Linked DNA regions of Mus musculus: region 2 is linked to region 1. The links are chromatin loops, found by intact Hi-C in ENCODE. Cell type or tissue: left cerebral cortex. All regions are shown on one strand. Each heading gives the region's core, and the rest is flanking DNA. Links, peaks and the distances in the headings are about the cores only.

Region 1 (8,325 bases), core at 291-8,290:
ATGTGAGTGTGTGTGTGCATGTGCACACACGTTTGGGGGGCATATCTACTGATTTCAAACTCTTCCAATCTGAGTAGATTTCGATCCTGTGAGGATCTTTTCAGTCTGCAGGCACTTCCTTCAGGAATCAACACCCAGAGATTATGTGTGGCATCCTGACAAGCTCCGAAAGCTCAGACCAAGAAAGAAAGCCAGCTAGTTCTCTCCTTAGCTTTTTTCCTCAGAGGCTGTTATTAGAATATACTCTGGTGGGCCAGAAGTATGTTTTCACATTCGCTAGTCTCTCTCTCTCTCTCTCTCTCTCTCTCTCTCTCTCTCTCTCTCTCTCTCTCTCTCTGTGTGTGTGTGTGTGTGTGTGTGTGTTACCTATTTCCACCACGTGGCTCCCAGGGATGGAACTTTACCCATGGAGACCTCTTGCCATCCTGAGAGCCATGTCCTGAATATGCCAGTCTTGGCCACATCTCCCCTAAAGATACAACGTGGGGGGAAGAGAGAGTGAGCATGCTTTGAACCATGCGGGAACCCTGGAGTTCTGGCAATTCTCAAAAGCAGCTTGTGCTCTGAGCGCTTTGGTCCTCTGGGGGTGGAGGGGGCTGGGTTGGTATGGTTTGCCAGCGAGTCCTGCCCACCGAGCACACACGTGGGTGGTGATTTGTTTTCTGTATCTTTCTAGAGACTGCAGGCTGGCGAGGATGCTGTCTAGTGACAGGAGTCTGAGGCTCAGCTATGACAACTGTGTCAGTGTCATCCATACCTTCTGTTTTCGGTGAGCATGAAAAAAACTGCATCACATTGAAAGACCCCAGCTATGACAGAGGGGCAGGAACCAGCAGAGGGAAGCCAGAGTGGGCTGCCAACTACTACGTCCAGAAGTGGTACCTGGGCATGAGGTCAGCTGACCTACACAGTGAGGGGCTTCAGAAACACAGACATGTTTTGGACACGCTGTTCCCTCTGTTAGAAAAGCAATCGCCTGTGTTTATAAATGGACATCACTGTTGCCATTTTTGGATCCTCGAAATGCCCTAGGGAGAAGTTATTTTTGGTAAGGGGGTCTTCCTGCTTCAGTGTGTAACTGTGAGTTGCTGGTTTGGAATCTTCTCCAGCATGGGCCAAGTGAGAGTAGAAAAGGAGGTGATCTTGGCGGAGGATCTGCTAGGTGTCAGGCAAGGTGCTTGCCCGTATATGCGTGTCCACTGTGTGTGAACCTGTGTGTGTACATGTGTGTGCATTGTGTGTGCATGTGTAGATGCCTGTGTGTGCATGCATTGTGTGGGTACCTGTGTGTGTATGTAAATGGGCATTGTGTGTGCATGTGTGCATTGTGTGTGCATATGTGTGTATTGTGTAGGTGCCTGTGTGTGCATTGTGTGTGCATGTTTGTGTGTATGTGTGTGTGTGTGTGTGTGTGTGCACCTGAGCAGGCCACATGACAAACTTGGGTGTTATTTCCCATTTGGAACTTCTAAAAAAATTACATTTATTTACTGTGCGAGTACACGCATGCATAGGTCAGGCACACCTTCCACATGTTCGCTCTCTTCTGCCTCCAAGGGGATCTTGGGGACGAAACTCCACACTTATGGCAAGAACCCTTACTTGGTAGGCTACTTTGTCTGCCTCTCATCTTGTTTTCTGACACTTGCTCTCTTAATGATCTAGAAATCATGAGTTCAGCTAGGCTGGCCTGCTGCTGAGCCCCGGGGCTCCCCCCATCTTGTCTTCCTGGTGTTGGGGTTCCAAGCATGTGTCCCCATGCACTCTATGTGGGCTCTGACAGTTGAACTCAGTTCCTCATTATTATGTGGCCTGCACTTCCCATCCCAAGGTACAGCTCTAGATGCTGCCCTCCCCCTCTGTTTACTCAAAAGAACTGGTCTCATTACTCATGAGGACAGAGCCACAGAAAGCTGGGACCTTGCCCCTGATTTCTCTCAGCCTTTTAGCATAGACTAAAGGTTTGAATGTGGCTGTCTTCATAACTTACTACCTACCACAACTTGGAAAAGGAACATGACAAGACAAAAAAAATCTTACTAGGTCAAAAAGGACCAAAATCAATCAATCAATCAATCAATCAATCAATCAAAAATGGGGAAGGTGGGAGGGTTATTTGTTATCTGATCATCTGAGGATCCCAGATGATTAAAAAAAACAACAACAACATTTTGGAAGAAACAATATTCAGACATGAAGGAGCAATGTGTTTTGGGGGGAACTTACCCCTCTCTCCTCACTGGGTAGACAAGGCATCTATGCTCCCATATTTGGGTGAAAAAGTGAATGGAACTGGCAAATTCAACTGAAGGCTTGGCTCTCCCTGTCTCTGCCCCATTATACAGTGGGCACTATAGCGGTGATGTGGGCTGTCTGTGGCAGACCCAACTCCTTCAGGATGTTCCCACCCCTTCCCACCTATACCTTTTCTAGTCCCTCTAAATACTGTGCCTTGGGGATTGAGAAACTTCTGGTAAAACTAGTCCTTTGGGAAACAGAATAGACAGAAAACAAAAGCAGGAGAACTAATCAAAAAACGTGACTGTAAACCCCCAACAGTTCACTCTAACCCTGGCCAATCCCGGGTTCACAGTGATGTATGGCAATTTGGATAAAGGCCCTGCAAGCTTATGATGTCTGCAGATTTCCTGATCCCTTAACAGGTACCACATGGATTTTGAATGTGGACCCCTGTGCCCAGCTGCAGAGAAATGAAATAGTGACCTAGGCAGGGTTGGGAATTCCCTACTGCCCAGAATCAAGTCTCAGCCCTTCCACTTCCCTGAAAACCCAGGAGGCTCTGCACTCTCATAGGGGCACTTCCTCTTGTGGTTCTTGAGTTGGTAGAGAGCCTGCAGAAGCTAGGATACCTTAACCCCCCCGCCCCCCAACTGGACACACACCCTGAGGCCTTTCACCTGAATGCAAGCCAGTTATGACCTTGAACCTAGAGTGCTTCCATCAACTGGGTCCCCTGGGACAGCGCTGCTCCAGGGCAGGACTCTCACCCCACTTCACCCTGCATGGCGGGAGCCAAGCAACTTTCTCTTCTATGCTGGTGTCTCTTGGCTTGGTTCTCAGAGGGAGGTCTAGGGTGGGGCTAATGGCTGGAGACACCCCCTGCTGTAGCTCTGACCTCTATTTGGCAATCATTCGAAAGAGCAGGTGGGACTACTCCAGGATACCTCTTGAAGCGTCCTCTCCAGGACAGTGTGCTATTGGAGACCTCCTGGAGTGTCCACTCAGTACTGGGCATCTGGACTGTGCTTAGAGAGCTAAGGGTGAGAAAGAGAGGAAAAGGAGGAGAGGAGAGAGAAGAGAGGAGGAGGGAGAGGGAGAGGAGGAGGGAGAGGAAGTCCCTGGTGCCTGAGAGGCTGGGTCAGGAGCGCGTGGCCGCGGACGGTTGGGGGCGCGCCGGGCTGGGGCGCGGAGCCGCGGAAGGGGCGGTGCGTCGGGGTCCGCGTCGGGGTCGCGCGTCGGGCGCGCCGTGGCCCCGTCGGGGCGGCGGGAGCTGCGGAGCCGCCATGGCGGACCTGGAGGCCGTGCTGGCCGACGTCAGCTACCTGATGGCCATGGAGAAGAGCAAGACGGCGCCGGCCGCGCGCGCCAGCAAGAAGGTCGTCCTGCCGGAGCCCAGGTACTGCTCTGGCCCTCTCCGCCCTATCCAGTCTCCTTCGGTTCTTTCCCTCCCTCTCAGGTCCCTTCCGGATCCCTCCTGGTCCTCTCCCTCACCTTCCCCCTCCCCCCCCTCCCCCGCCAGTTCCCTCCAGTCCCCTCTTGTCCCCTCTGGTCCTCTCCCTCCTTTTCTGGTCCGCCCGCCAGTCCCCTCCGTCCCGCTGTCCCAGGCTGGTTGCAGGGCTGTCTGTCTCTCAGCCCCCCTGCCCCTGTCCTCTGGCCCCTTGCAGTAGTAAGTAGACCTTGAGTTCTCAGTTCTGTCACCAGCGCCATTACCTGAGCCACTTTCCTCAACTTGGACCCCTGGCGGCCTGCCCTTTCTGGGAAGGATGACAGGAGAGCCACTTGAGCCTAGCCTGGTCTTGCAAGACTGGAGGTTCCCGCTGCACCGGCTCCGGCTGGCCGCTCGCTGCCAAGTTGCTCTTAATATCACGACTGATTTATTATTGATTTTTCTGAGGTGTGATGGCCTCTTAGAGCTGTACTTGTCCCGGGGAGTTCTAGGCGGTGTTCCAGAGTGGGGCTGTGTGTCACTTCTTAATTGACCCCACTGCCAGTTGCTTAGCTGGTGTGGCTTCCTTGAGTTGATGAAAAAATTGGCTCGGACTTTACAGCCACCCCTGAACCATGCAATTCTGTAAGGCTCTAAACCAAAGCTGCATCCCCTTTCAAATGGTCAAGCGTGACACGCCCATGTGGCGGCAGTGTTACCTACCTTCATGTGAGAGAAAATATACACATTTACTCGTCTAATTTTTTGAGGTCCTGGAGATGGGACCCAGGGCTTCACACACGCCAGGTAAACCGTCTGTCTCCTTAGCAGTATGCATAGCCCTCAGAGAACCTTTCAATACCGAACAATGGTCAGATTATTATTTTTTTTCCCGATCGTGTTTGTGAGCCCCGTGATCCAGGAAACATCAAATCCCCGTGCCGTGTTTGCTAGGAAGAGTCACACTGTACACACAGCTGCGCTGGCTGGGTATTTTTGGCTTGCCTTCCCTTGCAAGCCTTGGCCCTTCGCTGTTTTTTTTGGGGGGTGTGTTGCTCCTTGCGGAGTGGAGCAGGCACAAGGGGACACTTGGGTGGACTGGACAGTGCTTGCCTTCCTGGAGTTCAGCCTGTCTGAGACTCACTGAAAACAGGACTTGATTGAAATCTTCAGTAAGTGGGAGGGACCAGACCCAGGGCTCCCCAAGTCACAACCAAGCAAGCTTCAGTAGAAAACTTTCCCCATTGGGAAGGGGGACATGAAAAAGCTTCATTCCATTCTCTCTTCCCTTCCCTCTGCCCCCACCCTGTGAGGGGCAGGGAATCTTAACTATGTATGGTTTCTATATATAAAACCAACAAATCACAACTCATAGGGAGCTTTATGGGAGAGGGAGTATATAAGATGACTAAAATTAGGAATGTCTGTCCGCTCATCATCATTTTTTTTCTTGGTGTTTTTAACCTAGCTGGGCTGCTCTGTGCATGCTTGCTTGCTCTTGGCTGCACACCCTAGCGCCCAAGGCCCTCACTTCTCTGTACAATACCCCTCTGCTTTGACAAGGTCTTTGGTGATACTTTGTTTCAAAGGAGATGTGGTGTGGCTGAGCCTGTGAGTCCTGAGGTTGAGGAACGTCTAAGGGAGCATCAAGTTAGGGTGGGGTCCTTTGAGGACCGCTGTTCTGTAGCTGTTTTTTCAGGTAGACTCTTGAATTAGACCATCTGTCCCCCGCTCCAGGAGTCTAGTCTGTTGCCTGTTTGTCTCAGTGGCTTCAGCCCCCAAGCAATAACCAACAACTCAACCACAGACGATCCTGGTTCCTTGTAAGGACTTGGCTGTTGGAAGAGGGGATGGTGCATTTGAACTTGCCCCTTGGTCGTTCACTATTGATTTTTTTTTTTAATTTCTAACTAATTATCTGGTCACCCCCAGTCTTTTTTGTGCTTCCTTCTCTCGGTGACTTCGCCTCTTCCCAGTCTTCAACAGACGACCGTATCTCACTCATTACAACAAGACAGGTCTTCCGGTCCAGCCTCTCTTCCTGGAACATCAGGCACAAGGGAAGACTTAGCCTCCCGTGAGGAGGCAAGAAGCAAATGTTTTGTTACATTGACACATGATTCAATTAACAGGCCGGTGGGTGTAAATCCTCTGAAGGCGGTCAAATCACATCTCTTTAGTCCACCCAAACATTTGTTGAGCTGATGGAGCTGATAATGGGGCCCATTGAAGGTGGGGGCCATGACCCTTGCAGCCCCATTAGCCAGGGTGTTTATATACTGTGTCCTTTGTCTGCTGTGGGGATGAGAATGAACTGGCTTTGTAGACCGTGGTTCTGATGAAACTGGGTCTAACTCATGGGCGAAGGCCCAGGGAGTCCGTTTCTAAGTCCCGCCATGGCTAAGACAGCTCTTCGCACTGGGTCCATTTCTCTGATAACCTTTCTCGAACACAATGTTACTGAGTTGACTTGAAGTCACACATGGCTGAAGGGAGTTGGGTTGAAGGTCACGTGTTCCCCTGAGACCCATTCTGTTTAGTGGATGCTAACAGTGTTGGGCTTTCCACTGGGAGACAGCTCTTGTCAATCATTCAGGCCAATAACTGCGGGAGCAGAAAGAACACAGCTTGAGCCATGGGTTTGCCTAGGATGTGTAGAAATTAAAGGACAACTGTGGCCATCGGTCCACACTGCCCAGCTTGTCTGAGTCATGTCTTGTTTATGCTGGGACGTCTTGTTCATGAATGGAACAGTTGACCCACACGCTTCTGGCTTTTTCCTGTCCCTATCTGCCATCTTGCTGTAACAGTAACACTGAAATTACAGACAAATACTACCTTGTCCATTCTTCTGTGGGTTCCAGGGATCGGTCTCAGGGACTCACACCCTTGGTTTACTTCTTAAGCCATCTCCCCTGCCTGTTTATTGTTTCTGACCCTAAATTGGTAGCCATTCTGGACCCATTTCTCAGAAGCTGGTATGGGGAAGTACTGATGCACTGTATAGCTTATCCGGAGAGTCGTCTGATAGGAGAGACTTGGGGGGTGGACCTGGGCAGGCATCGTTTGCACTCTCTGGTTCTGTATTCGTGGAACACATTATGGTTGTGAAGTGCTTTCTCGTGACTTGTGAATCAGTTGTCCAGGCTTGGCAACGCTTAAGTGTCAAGGCTGTTCATGACTCCTGTGTGTCAGGCTACTCCTGTGACCGACCTGGAAAGGGTGTGGCCATCTGCCCTTTCACGCTGTGGTCACTGGAGAGAGCCTTCCTTGTTCAACCTTTAGGACTTCCCCCTGGCTTTGTTCTGTGCACACAACCAAACATGGAAGAATGGGATAAGGGCTGTAAGGGCTTCGAGGGATGGGAAGGAGCAAGGTGGTGGCTCTCCGCAAGCTTCCCATCCACAGAGCCACAAACCAACCCAAAGAGCCTGGGAAGAAGGTGTTTTGTTTGTGACAGGAGTCATTCTAAGGGGAGGAAGGGACACAAATGGGAAAGGCAAATTTGTACTGACATTTCCATTATTAGCTCATTCCTGGTCTCAGTTAATTTGTGCCAGTGGCTTGGAGAGGCAAGCAAGGGCTGCTTGCAGCTGGGGGTTCTTGGAAACGGATATTCTGGAGCAACCAATTTGAGACAAGGACCTGCCCGGTGGAACACTGTGAGATGCTTTAAATCAGAGCCCCGCGAGCGCGAGTGTGTCTTTGAAGTACAGGCAGTCCCCGATTCGATGATCTATCTGTTCTTAGAGACAGCCTTTTGAAGCACTTGCTCAGAACTCTCATGAAGCTTCGCCAGACTCCCTTGAAAGACAGCCATAAAACTCAGGGAGGGATGTCAAGGCTGGAGGGAGATGCAGCGAGAGTCTCTGTCAGCAGATGGGTGGTGGATGGATGTCAAGGGGTAGAAGTGAGATTGGAAGCAATGGGAAGTTTTTCTCCTGGAGACCCCTAGAACCCAGACAAAGCAAAGTTATTTGCTACATCATGACTTAGGGACCAACATTACTGGGAACATCTCCTTTGCCAGGTCTGGGCACCATCAAGTGTTGCCACGGTAGCTACAGCAGGTGGGCACAGCATTCTCATTTTTCCTCAGAGGGATCCATGCTCAAGAAGACCAGGGAAGGGAGGGCAGGTAGGCATTCACAGGATCCAAGATGAGGGATGCAAGATGTAGGGAGTGGAGCCAGGTGCCTCATTCTACCCACTGAGCGGTTCACCACTGTCTGCCACAGTTGAACAGAACAGCAAACCACCTCGCTTCTTACTTGGTAGGGAATGGATGAAACTTTCTGCTTTTAATTTGGAGGAAGGTTGTGGCTTTGGGATATCGGGAGTGTCCTCGGAGGCTGTGAGAGAGCAGCAGCCTTCTCTGGGGGCCTCTGAGGAAGGTAATTATGATTAAGGAAGCCTGCAGGTGGTTCCCTGTTCCCCACAAGGAGCGTGAGGGGCTGTGGTCAAGATGCCTTTTTCCCCTCCTCCATTTCTAGGAAAAAAGTTAAAAAGGGGGAAGATAATGTCTTTAGCTTCAATCTTAATATAATCACCATTCCCAAAGAACCTTTTCTTATTAGAAAAGAATGAGGGGCGGAGACTACTGTTGGGGAATGGCGCGCTGTGAGTATGGCTGTCTTCCCATCCCTCCATCACTCCGT
Region 2 (8,325 bases), core at 288-8,287, 51 kb after region 1:
CCTCTGCTGGGGCTCAACGAGACCTCTGGGCACCAGAGCCATCTGCCACTGTGGCCTGGCTTGTAATCCTTGTGTTGAATTCCTGGTGCAGGACCCTGCATCTGTTTTCTCCTCCACAGCAGATAGCTTACATCTGTAGACTTGTTCATCAAGGAAGGTAACAGTTATATACATAGGCTGTGGGAGGCCTCCTGACATTCTGTTGCCATGGGAACCTTGACCTGCTGAGGGGTCTATTCTGGGCACCCAAGGAAGGACTCTGGATAGTCAGAGAACAATGTGTGCTTGGATTGTCTGCACAGAGCCCATGGGTCACTCTCAGGGGACCACTGTGTAAGACATCTGTTGTAATGTATGATCTACAGATATGCCACCTCCTAATTTTTAAAAAATGCTCTTTTCTTTTCTTTTCCTTTCCTTTCCTTTCCTTTCCTTTCCTTTCCTTTCCTTTCCTTTCCTTTCCTTTCCTTTCCTTTCCTTTCCTTTCCTTTCCTTTCCTTTCCTTTCCTTCCTTCCTTCCTTCCTTCCTTCCTTCCTTCCTTCCTTTTTTCCTTTTTAAAGCAATTCTCAAAGCAAGCTGTAGAACATGTCCAGAGCCATCTCTCCAAGAAACAGGTGACGGCTACACTTTTCCAGGTAAGATAAGATCACTTGCCTCCCTAGTAGACTTGATAATGTTTCCTCAGCTCGTCTAACATACTGATGTGCATGGCTCTCTGCTCAGAGCACGCAGGTCCTCTTGCTGCCACCTACTGTGAGTGCTGACAGGCTTTACAGATGTCCCTGACAGGGGCTGCTTGGCTGCGGTGGTCTTGTAAGTGTATGTTCTGGAAATCCGTTGAGCTAAGACAGAACCGAGCCTTCCTCCTGCTTGGCATTCAGTGTCTGTGATAAGTGGGGGTGATGTGGCTTGTGGTGATTATCCTCCGGATTAAGTGAGATTTATGTTCCAGAGCTAGAGGTGATGCTCTGAGCACTCTGGGGTCGCATACCGCTTGACTGCTTCTATCCTGAACGTTACAAAGGTTGGAACCAAGTCTTGGAAAGCTGACCCCTTGTGACAGGCCTGTGTGTGTTTGCTGCTCTATAGGCTGACTGGCATCTCACCTGATAGCCTTTTCTTTTTTTTTTTTTTCTTTTTTCTTTTTTTTGGACAATATGCTCTTTATTGACTGCTGTAGCCACCAATTTCTCTCTCTCTCTTTTTTTATACGTATTACATTTCCAATGCTATCCCAAAAGTCCCCCACACCCTCCCCCCCCCCACTCCCCTAACCACCCATTCCCATTTTTTGCCCCTGGCGTTCCCCTGTACTGGGGCATATAAAGTTTGCCTGACCAATGGGCCTCTCTTTCCATTGATGGCCGACTAGGCCATCTTTTGATACATATGCAGCTAGAGTCAAAGCTCTGGGGTACTGGTTAGTTCATAATGTTGTTCCACCTATAGGGTTGCAGATCTCTTTAGCTCCTTGGATACTTTCTCTAGCTCCTCCATTGGGAGCCCTGTGATCTATCCAATAGTTGACTGTGAGCATCCACTTCTGTGTTTGCTAGGCCCCGGCCTAGTCTCACAAGGGACAGCTATATCACGGTCCTTGCAACAAAGGCTTGCTAGTGTATGCCATGGTGTCATCGTTTGGAGGCTAATTATGGGATGGATCCCTGGATATGGCAGTCTCTAGATGGTCCATCCTTTTGTCTCAGCTCCAAACTTTGCTGAGAGCCTTTTCCAGCCCAGGTTTTCAGTAGAGGTGGCCACGGGAGTGAAGCCAGTCAGACTCTCAGATAGGTAGCATATATTCATGTCTCTGTGATCATTAATCAATTTTCAAAAGTGAAGTGAGCAGACTCATCCCTTATTGGATGACCAGCTTCTTTACAGTGAGCTACCCAGGCTAGCTCCTGGATCCACCATCTCCCCTCAGCCACTACAGGTACATGCGATTGTGCCTCGCCGGTTCAAAGAACAGGACAAACTTCTGCAAAACAAAGTCAGTAATTCTCGGACCCTGGGCACCAGCCTAGCGGCATGTCAGGTACTGCTGTCCTCTTGGAATTAGCTGGATCTGTCTGCACACTCCAGAATGTCTCCGGAGTTAGAATCAGAGCCCTGGATACCCTGACAAGCCGGGCTGGACTACTGGTCATTAATAAGAAATATATGGAAGCCAAGTTAATAGTGAAACACAGAGGAGGAGAATTTCTGGAGCACGGCCACACTGGAGAAAAGGATGAAGAGATCTGCCCCACCCCTACATCCATCGTTTGAGTCCTGCCCTGAGGATAAAGTTTAGGCTATATGCGCAGCTGAGCAGTCCTGTGGTCATGTCTATCACATTTGTGTTCTGATGAGTTCTTAGAATCACGCAGTCTGCAGTCCATCTCCTCTTCCAGTCCAGCTGGCACTGGGCTTCTCTGAGCTTCGGCCTTTTCCTCCTCCTCTGAGTATGAGACTCCTGGGGAAATTCTAGTTCTCTGCTACCTTGTTATTTCCTAGCCTGGTAGCTGAGGGGAGGAACATAGTATCTTTTTATGTTGTCCTTATCCCTACCTTGCCGGTAACAGGAAGAGTCTATGTTTCAGTTCTGGGCCTGCCACCCTACTTTGGAGCTTCTGAACCCAATTTGCTTGGAAATTTGGTGGGGTGGGCACCTACAGAGTGCTTTGCAACCGGCCTGCCCTTCCCACCGTTCCTCAGATGAAAGCTGAGACCAGATATGTTGTGTTTTATAAAAAATTAAGGAGAGGAGAGAAGGATTATGTTTGGTGAATGTGCAGACAAATGTGGAGGAAGGGGCTGTCTCCTTTGGCCCATGCTGAGGCATCCCTTCCCTCAGTATTGTATAGAGTAGAGTTTATTTAGGGCATGGGGAGGGGAGTTGAGAGGATAGTAGAGGCAGAGAAGGGAGAGAGAGAGAGAATATGAGAGAGAGAGAGAGAGAGAGAGAGAGAGAGAGAGAGAGAGAGAGAGATGGGCAAGCAGCCCCTTTTCGAGGGAGTCAGGCACACCTGGCTATTGGCAGGTAACTGTTGGATGGGGCCTAGACAAAATGCTAGTAAGATACCTTAGAGTATAGCAGCGTGGTGCTGATGTCCGAATTGCTGTCTCCATATTTATAGTGTGAGTGTTTTGGTTTTCAACTGATTCCCACATATAGCCCATAGCCAGTCACACTGACATTGCTGGATTGTACCACAGACTACACGGCATGTCACTTGAGGTTCCCATGAGGGAAATGAAATACAGCATTAAGTAAGATTTATCTTCAAGAGCCAACAGTGACTGCTTGCAGTAAAGAGTTTTAATTTAACTCTTTGTCTATTTAACTCTTTGTTATTAATTATTTCTTTATATTAGCCATTTGGGATACTGTGTCCAAGAGCAGGAGTGGAGGCCCCGGCAGTCAGGCTAGCTTCTGCTGATAGCTTCTAGGCTGCATTTCTCCTGGAGATGGCAGAAAGCCAGAGACACTTGGAGGGGCTTATTCTTTTATAGGTACCCTTTCCTGAGAATGCAGAGTCTCCAGAGAACCGTATTCATCCCTTCTGAGCACCTTGGTGGCCTCTCCATCTCCTGCCTCTGGGAGGTCCCTTTAGTTCAGCATCACCGTGCTGGGAACCAGGCTTCCCAACATGTGACCCTGACATGTGCAAACCACATTCCACCCTTGTTACCCCTTTCCCCATTAACAATTAGCCCCAGTAACAATGAAACAAGATCACTACCCGTGAGAATTACGGAGACTCAGGATGTTATCAGGGTGCCCCAGGGCACACCCACCTACAAGCTGTTTGTTTAGCAGGATGGGACTGTTCGTGTGGCTCAGTGCCATTTGCACTTTCCCAGTCTAGTGATGAACTGGATGCATGGCTAGATGGACAGATGGAGGGCCTTTGTCTTGTGAAGTAACAATCTTTACAGAACGACACAGTGTGTCAAAGTCAGTGCAAAGGGATCAATTGATACTCCTGTGTTTGCCAATCTGCTTTAGAGAGAAATAATTGCATAGGCAGATTTGGACCTGAGAGAGGGGCCTAGCTAGACATAGGAGAGGGACCTGACTGCCAAAAGGGCCTGGCTGAAAGTGGGAGAAGGGCCTGGCTGTCGGGTGACTAAAAGGTGCTCCGCCCTGTGCTCCACAGGTAACATTCTTAATTTCATTTACTTGGTTTTTGTTTGTTAGATATGACTTCCCACTTTTACAGATTAGGGTAACTGCGGATCTTAGTAGGAATGTGTGCTCTCACCCCCTCTGCTGAATGCTGGCTTTGTCTCCTTTCACTGGTGTGTGTGTGTGTGTGTGTGTGTGTGTGTGCACATGTGAGAGTGAATGTATGTGTGTGTACATATGTGCACACATGTGAGTAGTGTTTGTGTGTGCATGCATGTTTATGTGTATGAGTGTGTGTGTGCATGCTTGTGTGTGCATGTTTATGTGTGTGCATATGTGAGTGTGTATAAGTAGTATGTGTTTGTGTGTGCTCATGTGAGAGTGCATGTGTGAGAGTGTGTGTGTGTGTGTGTGTGTGTGTGTGTGTGTGTGCGCACGTGTGTTGGTTCTATAAAGTACCTGACAAAATCCACCTAAGTATAGAAGGGTTTGTTGGGTTTGCAGTCCACGGTGACACAGCCACCGTGGTAGAGAAGGTGTTATAGCGGAGGAGTCTATAGTCAGGAGGCCAAGAGGGGCAGAAGCTGCGGCTCCTGCAATGGAGCCACTCCCTGCACCAACGTGGCTCTTCCCTCACAGACAGATACTGGGATATCTGTCTCCATGGCAATTCTTGATCTTCTTGGGTTGGCAATCAGTAGTTACAAGCTCAGGTTTGATTTGTTAAAACGTGGCCAGGCCGTGGGTCCTAGAGAGGCTTGGCTGCTCCTTCATTGCTAGGAAGAATGGAGCGTTTGATGGAACAGAAACGTTAACTAGGAATGAGCACACCATTCCCTGTGGAGAAAGTCTATTGGAGGAACATGGGACCTCATGACCAAGTCCCCATCTGAGCTTCTTGCTGCCAGGACACCCCCTTCTCCTGCCGTCTCTATTTGTTTTGATATATGCTGAGTGAAGGAAGACACTGAAAGGGTTAAATTTCCCATCATCTAATGCATCAAACATATCAAGATATTTTCCCAAAAGATCTAATGGACTCTGGTGAACTCTGAAGCGTGGCCACCCGCCAGCTTCTTGTTGTCAACTGGAGTGTGTAGGACAGAAATCCTGGCTGTTTGTTCAGTGCGAAGAGGAGCAGAGCTGAGACAGAGAGTGGTCGATCCCCACTTGAGGAACTGGGAGCTCTCTGCATCTCCCAGGGTACTCATTAGAAGCCCTGACCACGCCTGCTGAGCCCCACAGCCTCCCTCCCTCTTCTGAGTCTAAAAGCTATAACATTAATTAATTAATAACATGGCCAATTAGAACAATTAACCGTGGGCCTATCAGCTTCCGGTCTTTAAAACTCAGTCTACATGGACAAGGCACATAGCAAAGCATGCTGGGAAACTCACTCACAGGGCCAAATGTAAACACGCGACCCCCTTTTCGGAAATTAGTCTGAATTCCAAGATGGTGACAGAGGGCCCCATAGCTAAGGGCGGGGACCCTTTAAGTGACTCAGGGAGCCAATAAGGAAGTTAAGACAGCAGCTCATGAAGAGCTGTGTGCAATGCAGTAGGAGCTAAGGAGATGATAATCCTGGAATGAGCCGGGTCATGCTGTGGTGATAGCAAGAGAGACAAGCTTGGGGGCAGCATCCTGTGGCCAGCATCCTATGGCCAGCATCCCGTGGCCAGCATCTCGGGTAGCACGGTTACTCATCTCAGGCTCGAGGCCATTGGCAAGTGCCCTTTCTCTGATTCATTCCTATTTACATGGTGTCCTTTCTTTCTTTGCAGCCATACATAGAAGAAATCTGTGAAAGCCTTCGTGGGGATATTTTCCAAAAGTTTATGGAAAGGTATGCAGCTTGGTGTGTGCGCGATACATTGCCCTGGTGTGTGCTGCTTTATCCCTCCACAGACCTTCCTTTCTGGGGACCCCAACCCAGCCCTTTGTCACACTTCCTCCTTGATGCTTTATGTTGTATCTCTGGGGTATGTAGCCCCTGACCCCACATTCTACTTCAGCTTGTTCTAAAATTGAGACAGTCTGGAGAACTTCCATTTTACAAGGATGATAAGGGAAGCCTTTGCTAATTCGACACGGTGACTGTGTTTTATCTGATTCACATCTTAGGATCTTGAGACACATCTCCCAAGGCAAGGGCCAAGCAGGAAGAGGACAGACTGTGCACTCACGGGCATTGTTTGCACACTTAATGAATTCATCTCCCTGGGTTTCCAGGCTGCAGAGTAGTGTGTCATCTGATACTCTGAAATTGGTCAGCTCCCCTTGAGCTGTTTATGCATGTGTCTCCAAGTCAGTTTGCACGCAGGGCTCCAAGCCTCTGAGAGCAGCCCCCTGTGTGTGTTCCACTTGACTGCGTGGGTTGTGGTTCAACTAGAATGGAGAGATAGTTTATCCTGGAATGCAGTCAGCATCTTGGGGACTGACTGACATTCATATATGTGATCCTGGGGCCAGCAGAAAGCTCTGGAAAGAGGCTCAGTGAAGCCAGGGAGGAATGCTGGCTCAGTGCTGAGACTCGGCCTCATCCAGGGCCAGCCCCACTGCCTAGATTTCTCAAATCTGGCTTGCACCTCAGAGTCCATGTTAGTCTTGTGTGACTGGGTTCTACTTGTTCCATGCCTTGAGCCTGGTCTGTCTTTACCTCAAGAGTTGGTGACCCTTCATCATGGGATGCTAGAGGTGTGACTTGCTTTGTAGGTAACACACACATACACACAAACACACACCCACACACACCCTAGGGTATGAAAACAGTTCAAGTTATAGGTAAGTAAATTACTTTGAAAATCAATTTGCATTGCAACATTTTAGTTGGAATTCTCAAAGTAAAAGGAGAAAGAAACAAAGAAACAAAAAAGAAAGAAAGAAAAGAAAGAAAGAAAGAAAGAAAGAAAGAAAGAAAGAAAGAAAGAAAGAAAGAAAGAAAGGAAGGATAAGGGAAGGAAGGAAGGAAGGAAGGAAGGAAGAAAGAAAGAAAGAAAGAAAGAAAGAAAGAAAGAAAGAAAGAAAGAAAGGCTTGCTGAGTGTGGAGCTTGGGTTTGGAAAGCCTTGAACATCACCAGAGCTGTGCAGGCAGGTGGGTGGGGCACTAAAGGCTTGAGGGCTTTCCTGTGAGCCCTGCCATCTCTCTGGAAGCAGGAGAAACCTCAACAGTGTGGCTGTGGCTCCCTGATGCTTCCGGGGGACACAGAAGCTGAGAGCAGGGAGGCTTGGGAGCCCAGCTGACACAATGGCCCTCTTGTCCTGAGCCTCAGAATCAGTGCTGGGGTGGCAGCAGGTGATCCTGAGCCCTTCCCACATCCAAGGTTTACCCTCTGACCTGAGAGCCTTGGGCTCTGGTTGCCAAAGGCCCCTGGTCCCTAGAGATGTCCACTTCTGTTCTAAATAACCCAAAAGACAAATGGACTCAGTGGACACATGTCTACCTTCCTTCTTAACATTACTATGTTTGCTTAGTCATTAATGAGCAGGATGTTGGTGTGGTGTTCTTATTACAGAGGTCCAGGAGAAATGCAGAATGTGGGCTGGGGTAGTGCAGCGTGGTGGTAGAATGCCTCGCTGACCAGTACAGGGCTCTGGATTCAATCCTTACAGCCAGAGAAAGGAGAGAGAAAGGGGAAGCAAGGAAGGAAGAAGTGGAGGAGGGAAAGGAGGGAGGGGCAGAGGAAGGGAGGGGAGGAGGAGTGAGGAGGACCAGAAGTTGCATCTCTCCTAGTTCCTGACTGACTCCTTATAAAAACACAGAATTCAAGGTTCTTTAAATGGGGAGCCTGAGCCCCTCCCACATCCAAGGGACCTCCTGAGGGCCTTGGGCTCTGGCTGCCAAAGGCCCGGTCCCAAGAGGTTTGCATTCTGTGTCTAGGTGGGGCACAGAAGGGAGGGGGCAGGAAATCTTATAAAGTCACAGGGGTCAGCATCCTAGGAGAAAGCTTATGTTGCTAACTGCTATGCACACATGTGCACACACATGCACACACACACACACACACACACACACACAAACCCCAGGGATCACTAAGCAGACCCCAAATAAAGGGTTTCCGATGCCAGGGACCCAAATCCGAGTTGGTCTTTTCGAGCACATAGCAACTTTCCCCTTGAACCTAAAAATGGGCTTTAGAGGGTCTCCCTCTGGCCCTTCAACATCTCTACGAGGCTCACATTCCAGGAATGCACTGGTTCATGTGGAAGC

The links. Hi-C counts contacts between places; a loop is a spot of excess contacts. Peaks named below come from ENCODE experiments on the same cell type or tissue, not always from the same donor. Only the 100,000 strongest peaks of a DNase experiment are listed, where the experiment ranks them.
Region 2: a loop joins it to region 1, with 7 times the contacts of the local background. A loop is called at or near these places in 3 of 42 quality-filtered maps.

The regions. Positions count from the first base shown.
Region 1 is chr5:113,010,679-113,019,003 of GRCm38, reverse strand. Grk3 (G protein-coupled receptor kinase 3) reads left to right here and starts at 3,466. Exons shown (of 21, transcript NM_177078.4): 1 at 3,466-3,637. The coding sequence starts at 3,525. In left cerebral cortex, for the core only: a CTCF peak has its summit at 4,416; DNase peaks (open chromatin) are centred at 4,050, 4,303, 4,671, 7,392 and 2 more places; H3K4me3 peaks cover 2,472 bases; H3K27ac peaks cover 3,094 bases.
Region 2 is chr5:112,959,223-112,967,547 of GRCm38, reverse strand. It overlaps Grk3 (G protein-coupled receptor kinase 3), which reads left to right. Exons shown (of 21, transcript NM_177078.4): 5 at 562-636; 6 at 5,900-5,961. Among named protein-coding and RNA genes, the nearest start is that of Grk3, 52 kb to the left of the region's middle. In left cerebral cortex, for the core only: no CTCF peak of the experiment used is centred there; no DNase peak of the experiment used is centred there.